2 separate regions of the Homo sapiens genome follow, and region 2 is linked to region 1. A link is a loop called in an ENCODE intact Hi-C map of the cell type or tissue named here. Cell type or tissue: HCT116. All regions are shown on one strand. Links, peaks and the distances in the headings refer to the core of each region. The heading gives the core; the rest is flanking DNA.

Region 1 (4,383 bases), core at 163-4,162:
GGCGCATCTACGCTGGACACACTTGGCTCCTGTCTCATCTTTATTTTTTCCTTAACAAATTTGTTATAGTTTTTATTAACTAATTATTATAAGACAAGGTCTCTCTATGTTGCCCAGGCTGGTCTTGAACTCTTGACCTCAAGTGATCCTCCTGCCTCGGCCTCCCAAAGTGCTGGGATTACAGGCGTGAGCCACCGCGCCTGGCCCATGGCACATCGTAAGGTTCAAACCTACTCTTTTTGTATTAACCATGTTTACACCTTAAAGATAAAATGACCACCAGAGTAACAAAAAACACTGAAACCCCAGACCACAATTCCAGCAAACAGAAGCCTGCAAGGAAAATAAACATTTCTGGCACAGAGGGTGCCTCAGGGGAAGGCTGGCATGGGAGGCCATCACCGCTGTTGGCAGCAACAGGCTCCCTGACCTTTTCCCTCACAGGACTCATGCGTCTTCTGCAAATTGATAAAAAAAATTAGTAAAATGGATTTTTTTTTTAATTTAAAAAAGGTCAGAATCCATGTAACAGGGAAAAACTCATTCGAGTTGTGGTCTCCCTCTGCAGCAGGGCAGCCGCCACTCCACCCAAGTCCAGGCTTGACACCTCCCTGTGGGTGTCACAGGCTTGGTAATCAGTGCCTGCACCCCCTCAGTCCAGCCTGGAAGGGGCAGGCTGTGCTTCAATTTCCTAGGAAAAATATGAAGAAATGAGGGGTGGCCTGTGATGGAGAAGCAGAGGGAATGACTGTGACCAGCCAGGGTGGGGAGCCTGGTATCCCAGATGCTGGAATTTCAGGTCAGACAGAATTTCCCAGAACATCCTGGGCTCCCAAGGATCCTTGCTATGTTGTATTTTGCCAAGAGAGGACACTTAAAAAAACTCCCACTCTCTCTTATTACTGTTATGTTACCAAAAAGTGAACGTTTTATTTTTATTTTCAGTTTTGTTTTTTTTGAGATGGAGTCTTGCTCTGTTGCCCAGGCTGGAGTGCAGTGGTGCGATCTGAGCTCAATGCAACCTCTGCCTCCTGGGTTCAGGCGATTCTCCTGCCTCAGCCTCCCGAGTAGCTACAGGCGCCCACCACCACGCTTGGATAATTTTTGTATTTTTAGTTTCACCATGTGGCAACAGGGTTTCACCATGTTGCCCAGGCTGGTCTTGAACTCCTGACCTCAAGTCATCCGCCTGCCTTGGCCTCCCAAAGTGCTGGGATTACAGTTGTGAGCCACTGCATCCGGCCAAAGTGGACGTTTTAACATCAAGAGGAGGAAGGCCATGAGCTCTGGGATCCCTTCCCAAGGAAGTAAAGGAAGTGGCACTCACAGGTGGTAACAAGTATTCCACTGGCTTTCATTGCTTTTTTGCTTTAAACTGGAACCACAATCAATACAGAAAGAGGTCGGGTGTGTCCTGGGACAGGAGCCAAATGTGTCCAGTGTGAACAGGGAGAGGGTGAGGCAAGGGGCCTCTGTGGCTGGGCTGAGCATTTGCAGAAACCAGCTTGAATTTACAGACCAGTTTTCTGGAAATGGGAGTGAAACCCACCCTCTAGAGATTTTTACTCTGCAGCAGCAGGCTGACTCAGGAGGACGTGTGGGTGGACCTGGACAACCACGTGCTGCAGGAAAGGTCTGGTCTCAGGGCTGCAGGTCTCTGCCTTACCCAGTCCCCTGCTGAGCTCCCAGGTCTCCTGTTGAGCACTTGCAAGAGATGCCCCAATGAGAAATAAACCAATACATGCAACAAACTGCTTCAGGTCCACATTTGAACTGTGGCTTCAGAGCCCAGCCATATGAAGGCACCTCACCCTCAAGGAACCCAGAGCTGAAGGCTACTCCAGGCTGCTGGGGCTCTTTCCAAGATATTGCCCTGCTCAGCCCCATCCCACAGGGGCTCAAACGGGTGGGAATCCACCAACCTAGCTGGCACCCCAGCATGAAACTTACCCATTTCTGCAGGTCAGTCAGTCCCTGGCAACCCAGGTGGAATTTATCAGAATTCTGCCAGTTTTGTGTCAGTTTCCCTCCCCCTAAATTATGATCCATAATTCATCAACATTTCTCTCATCCTTAGAAAAAACCATGCAGATAGCATTGGGTGAGGGTACCCATCCAGGGGCCGTCGGCCACTCTGGCTAGGGGAGCAGGGACACATCCTTATCTGAGTGCTCTGTGGGGCATGGTGCTGCCTCCTGTCCCCTCATCAGTCCCCATTCTAGAGATATGTGTGGGCACGGGGGTGGTCGTTGAGTGTGACAGTGCCCTCCTCCCTTGTCCAGCCACAGAGGCCAAGGTACCCAAGTTCCTAGGGCTTGGCAATTGACCCAGCACATAATTTGGGGAGCACTGCCCTCACCTCTCTGTACCTTGATCTCTCATCTATAACAGGGAGGGACCAAAACACTGCCAGGGCCCCTCCCAGGGCTGTGAGGATGTGGATGGAGAGCAGGGCATAGACAGCGAACGGGATGGGGACTCACTTTGGAAACTGGAGACACAACTCCAGGTTCTGGGTTGCTCCTTCCCTTACCTCACTCCAGGGGCCTCCTGACTGGTTCCCCCTCCCCCAAACTCAGCTTCTCTCTAGGGCCTTCTAAACTTGGCCTGACCTGTTTTCTTCTTCAGTTTATGCCAACGGGCTGCCCTTCTCCTCAGCACCAACTTCGCTGGAGATCTTGTTCATTACCCCCCTGCAGCCCTGCTTGGCTTCCAGCCCTACTCCCATGACCCCTTCCTTGCCTTCCTGACCAGACCTCTCCCAAGCCCTGCAACCCACCTTCAGACTCCCAACCAAAGCTGGTTATCATGAACTCATCTGCCCCAGCCCCCACACCTTCAGGTTTCCCCATCAAGTTCTGTGACCTGTCTGTGTTTCCCGGATGCCTGGACCACTCCTCCCTTCCTAACATTATCCTTTACCAGGCTCTGCCAACCTCATCTCTCTTCTACCACACTGACATTGAAGTTTGCCTTCCTGCCATGCTGCGGTTCCAAAGCCTTGTTTGTGCTGTATCCCAAGCCTGGAGTGTCCTTTCTCATCCCCTCCCCTGGCTAGCTCCTCCTCATCCTGTAGGAGCCACTGCTCTTCTGCCTCCTCCAGGAATCCTGGTGCCCTGTAGGGCTGGGTTCCCACAATTGCCCTGGGGTTTCCATCACTGCATGTGCCTGATTCCCTCCCAGATGTGGTCCCTTGAAGGCAGGGACTTGATTCATGGATCTGTGTGGCCCCAGTGCTGGGCAAGCCAGCTCAGTGAGGAAATGCTAAGTGACCTCAGGCTCCCATCACAGTCAAGGGGTCAGGGGGTGGATCAGGAGTTGCCCTTGGGGATCTGCTGGTTTGGAGGCCCTGGGTTTCATTGGGATAGAGATGGCAGAAACCCGGTCAGAAATGGTACTGATGACAGAGAATAGGGATCCAAGATGGTGTGGGGGGTGAAGGTGTGAGTGGGGTGAGGCTGAATCTAAGTACAGGCCTCACTGTGTTCTCCACGAAGAGGCATGCGAGGGGCAGCCTCTGGGGTCTGAACTGCTGAAGTCTGCTCTCCAGGACCACAACTCCACTCTGGACCTTGTGAAAATGTTACCCATTAGCCCCACCCAGCTGCTGCCAGGTCAGTAATAACATGGTTATTAGCAGAAGTCCCCGGGGCTCTGCTGGAATGAGAGGCAGAGGGTGGTGGACAGGAGTGCCTCATCTGGCCAGGTCAGCCAGGAGCTGAGTCCCCAGGGAGCTCAGCACCCCTGCCCTGGTGCCAGATCAGTGCATTCTCCTGACATGCCCCAACATCCTCCTCCAAGAAGCCTTCTCAGATGCCTCTATGCCCACCATGGCTCAGGGGCAGGACATGGGAGGGTGACAGTTCCCATGGGAAGAGGTTGATATGACTCTCCTTCCTTCCTGTCAACACATGTTTACTGAGCACCTACTGTGTGCAGTAAACTGGCCTGAGGAGGTCAGTGAGCATTACAGACATAGCCCTGCTCTTACGTGGGGTGCCAGCAGTAAGTTCTTCTTTATAGTCCACCTAACTTCTTCCCACTGCAATTCAGTCCCACTGCCCTGAGCAGAGAACTTGCTAGAGGCCTCTACAGGAAGAGCTGCCTGGAATGGCACCGTCACTGGAAGAATTTAGGGTGCTAGGAAGCTCCCCTGCATGGGAATGTATTCCCACCTGAAAGCTGAGAGTGAGACCCCACCCCAGCTAGAACAAGAGAGCCTGAGTCCCAGCCCAACCTCCAGGCTCCCTTCCCATGATGTTATTTTTATACTTTTTCCTAAAACACAGCCTAAGCGGGCCCTTCTCAGCTCTATTAACATTAGGAATCTAATCAGTAATCAGACAGCTCATAATTTTCTGATTAGCTTTGATTAGGCCCAAC
Region 2 (4,383 bases), core at 125-4,124, 120 kb after region 1:
CCTGGGCGGGAGCTCTGTCACATCACCTGTCTCCCTCTCTGCCATCAGGGCAAAGTCTGGCTCCCCGTCAGGGGCTGCTTCTTTTGGTTCCCTCTGACTGGATACCTACCCTCTCCCACGAGCCTTTCTTCTGAATTCCACCCACCCTTCTTCAGGCTTCTGCTTTAATGACCTTCCCCAAATCTGGGTGGGGCCCTCTGGGTATTCCTGCCCAGACTGGGGGAAGATCATTAAAGTAGAGGCCTGAAATTAAATCCACCAGTTTTCCTAAACACATTACACTAAAGACAGACTTGCTCCTTGTAATTATGAATCAGTTGGATTTGGGGATGCAAAGCATTTGACTTAAGCTCCACAGAGTCATGAACAATGTCCCGGGAATGCATGTGGTGTAAGACATGGGGTTCAGAAAAGCCAGGTCTCGTCTCTGACATCCCCCAACAGAGCTGAGACCTGGTACCCCCAAGCCCCATCCACACGAGACTCCCACGCGAGACTTGGACCTTGCCGGATTGGGCAGGCCACTCTTTCTGTGGGTTTATTGGGAGGGTCCAGGACCTCAGAGCCAGAGGACCAGGCAGTGCTGAGCCCTCATAGGATCTCTTGATCCAGCACTGAACGACCCCATCCAGTTTAAGGCCATGCCACCCTGAACGTGCCTGATCTCGTCTGAGAGACCCCATCCAGCAACAAGACCTGCCAGCTCTGCTCTCTGCCCCCAGCTGAGTGCCCTGCTCTGGACCTGCTTCCAGCCCCACTCTTGAGATGCCCACACCCTCCAAGAAACTCAGGACGAGGCAGGGGCTGGGGGCCAGGGCTTGCATTGCCAATGACTCCTGGGTGACCTGAGCCAGCTCTGCCACTGTGTACCTTTGTTTCCTCATAGGTACGATATCCCCACCCCCACCCCATTAGCAGAACAGAGATTGCGCTGGAGATCAAATATCTGAACAGAGGAGAGGACTCCAGAAGAGGAAGGAGGCCCTGGGAGGGCTGAGGTTTGAGCATCAACATAATTGGAGGTGACTGGTGAGGTTGGGGCAGGGTCTGAGCACAGCTGAGCTTCAGGCCTGCCCTGCTTCTGGCTGTCACAGGCCACAGGGCTGCAGAGATGGGCTGCTGGGTGCCTCGATCCTTGGCCCCCGCTCCTGCGTCTCTCACCTGTGGGCAGGTAGAATTGAGCATGCTCCAGATACTCCATTTCTGGGGGATTTATGGAGGATTTTATCTTCCCTCCTTGATCACTGGTGAGGGGAAGGAGAGGGAATGCTTCATTCCCTCCCCTTTAGAGGGGCAAGGAAGAGCAGCCTGGCCACCCTCAAGCTTGGAAAATACTGTCTGAACCCCACATTGGCTAACCCTCCTTCCCCCCATGGGGCCTCATCAGGACCTGGCGGGTACCGGGAGAGGATGGCAGCCATTTAAGCTGTCACCAGCTCCATCAGAGGATTTAAATCACTGACACAGAGTAACAGCACTGTAGATTACAGCGTGGGAGCCACGCGGGCACAGCACAGCAGAGGCGGGGGGAGGGAGGCAGTGAGGAGGTGCGGGCCAAGAGGCATCTTCTTGGCACCTCAGCTGGGGGTTTCTCTGCAGCTGAGGCCATCCCAGCAGGGAGTCCCTGAGCATCCCACCTCCCCCTCCACCCAGACTAGTTCCCCACAGAAGCCCCCACACTACTGGGCTGCTTCAGGGCAGCTGGGAACCTATTCTTTGTGTCCTCCAGATAAGGGCTTGAGGTCTTAACTCATGGACTCTGTACCCAGAGGCCTCACAGTCACGGGCACCCCTGAGAGTGGTGGTGGGGGCAGGGGCACCTGGCAGGGAGCCTGCCTGCTCTTGCTCACAGGCACCCAGCCATTGTCTCTGATTGCATGGTATTAGCCATAAATTACAGCCTTTGGGAGGCCGCATGTAAAAATAAAATAAAATAAATGTCAAAAGACAGAGAAAATGTTGATTCTTCAGGGAGAAGAAAGGATGGCTTGGATAAATTAAAACTTTGAGAGGAAGTGGAGTGTGGGAAGATGGTCCCTGGGACCCAGGAGCTGCTGGGGCATGGTAGGGGTAGCCTGGAGAACATCATCCAGTCTGTCGACAAACACGCTGGTCCTTCCTGAGGTCTTGGCCTATCCAGGCCAATGTGGGGGAAACACAGGAACCATGGGGCCCCACCCATTGTGGGCAGCATAGCCATGAAACTCCGCAGGAGGAACCCCAGGCACTGACTCAGCAGACACGTGGCTGGGCTCAGGCTGGGGCCTGGTAGGGTTGTGGGAACTCTCCATGGTGCTGAGGCCCATCTACCAGGTGAGAGGGCTGCTACCCATCCTGCCCTCCCCGCAGCAGGGTCAGGGGCCCCTCCTTCTTTACCTGAGTCTGGGACCCAGAGAGAGGCCAACAGCCGACATAAGAGCCCAGCTTGCCCCACCCTCTGTTTCCCCTCTGCAAACATTCCTCTTCTGGTCCCTCCTGACCCCCTTCCTTGCCTCTCCCACCAAGAAAGTTAGGGAGATTTTCCAAGGCTGCCTCAGCCAGGGCAGTGGAAAGAGAGACTGATGGATAGACAGAGCCCCTGACTGCCTGGCAGACGGACCACCTCCACAGTGATGTTTCCCCAGTGGGTGGCATTTCTCACTGGAGTCTGATTCAGACCCCAGACCCACATACCTGAAGGCCTAGGCCAGGAGTACAGTCAGCAACCCTGTACCCCTGGGCCTGCAGGGTTGAACTGGGGCAGGGAAGACACTCAGAGCATAAGGGGTGTCAAGCCTAAGGGAACAGATATGAGCCCCTGGGAGGGCTGGCTAATAAGGGCCAGAGTGGCAGAAAATACACACCTCTCACCTCCCCTGCCACTCCACCACACACAACCTGGACCCCCAGGCTGCCCTCTTGGAGGGGCCAAAGCAATTCTGAAGCTACAGCTATTTTTCTAGAGGCTCTGGTTGGGGGACCCATTTGTTTCTTCAATGAGCAAAATACACTAAAAAGGCATCCCACTCCCAGCAACAGCCTCCAGGCCCTTTACTTGACCACCACAGACATGGGGAGGAGGGAGGCTCCAGGCTAGCCATGCTGGGTGCCTATTCCTGTTCTTAAGGGGGTCTCAGCAGGGTCATCTATGGCACACTTGACATGAGGGGCAGATGAACTGGGCGCAGCAAGGGCTGGGTAGCTGGACAGGGCCTGACCTGGCTCCTGCTGGAGGTGGAAGGGGTTCCTGGAGCAAGGGCACCTCCTCACCAGGCCCAGGAGCACCTGCCCCAACCTGCAGCCCCTGGACCCACTCATCAAGCTGCTCCCTCATCCCGAGCCTGCTGCCCAGTCCTGCTTGACCTCAAACTGGCAGGACAGGGCACTGAAGTTGCTCAGTTGGATGGGCCCCAGCATGGCCTCAGCATGGCCTTCACTCTGGTACCTGCTCTTCCATCAGCAAGTGGGCCCAAGTGTACTGTGGCCTGAGCCCCTGACTGGCAACACCTCCTCTGGTGAAGGTTCCCACCTGGCACCAGGCTTCTGGTCTGAAAGATGCCTGCCTTCTTCAAGGTGGGAGGGGAGCTGCCTCTGGTGCCAGGAACCCCCCCAGCCACCGTCCTGCTCAGCATCCCTGTGGCTGGCTATGTTTGATTCTCTACTGGCACTCGAGGCCAAGGTCTAGCCCTGGCCTCTCAACACTTAGGCTTCCCTGAACCTGCAACCCATATCCAGCTGCCTTTGTATGCCCATGCTGAAGACAACTCTAGGACTCAGGAGGTGCTTGGAGTGGGTGTCTCCCCAAGGGCCTCACAGGGACCAGGCCTGGAAGCCCCTTCCTTATTCAATGCCTGCATTCTCCTCAATGTGTTCATCCGTCCCTGATGTCCCTGAGTCATCCTCATCTCCCTGCAACTTGGCCCCCAAGGTGGCCTTTCCCCCACCCCTCCTTCTCTCAGGCTCCCATACCCCAGAGCCTCTGAACCTCCTCCTTTTAGCCCCCTGCCCACTCTGAGCTCCTCTCTTGCCCAGCCCAGGGGCCATACTGGCAGATTTCACCTTGAAGTTCCCTTCTCACCATCTCCATCTCCTGCTTGGCCTTAACTGGAGAAAATCGTTTTCTTTGTGCCTGCCCCTAGCAGTGGGGCCTGAGTGGGTGCAAGGATGGGAATGGGCTATGGCAGGTGGAAATTCAAGTGCTGACGTCCACGGGCCTCCTCTGTCCCCTCTTCCTGCACCCGGACCCCATGCCAACCCCTCCATTCTTAGACCCCAGGCACAGGCCTGGCCTACCCCAATCTACTGCTCATACCTACACTTACCCACCCCTCTCACCCTGGGCTGAACTTACCAAGCAGACCCTCGGGACACCCCCCTACCCAGTGTGAACATACTCCCTACCCC

Evidence for each region. A loop is a pair of places that touch in the nucleus more often than their neighbours do. Peaks named below come from ENCODE experiments on the same cell type or tissue, not always from the same donor. Only the 100,000 strongest peaks of a DNase experiment are listed, where the experiment ranks them.
Region 2: a loop joins it to region 1, with 2.2 times the contacts of the local background. A loop is called at or near these places in 1 of 110 quality-filtered maps.

The regions. Positions count from the first base shown.
Region 1 is chr3:50,400,769-50,405,151 of GRCh38, forward strand. The region is part of intron 3 of CACNA2D2 (calcium voltage-gated channel auxiliary subunit alpha2delta 2); the gene reads right to left. Among named protein-coding and RNA genes, the nearest start is that of TMEM115, 43 kb to the left of the region's middle. RefSeq lists an enhancer at 1-452. In HCT116, for the core only: no CTCF peak of the experiment used is centred there; no DNase peak of the experiment used is centred there.
Region 2 is chr3:50,523,931-50,528,313 of GRCh38, forward strand. No RefSeq gene overlaps it. Among named protein-coding and RNA genes, the nearest start is that of CACNA2D2, 22 kb to the left of the region's middle. RefSeq lists an enhancer at 1,440-2,077. In HCT116, for the core only: no CTCF peak of the experiment used is centred there; a DNase peak (open chromatin) is centred at 2,251.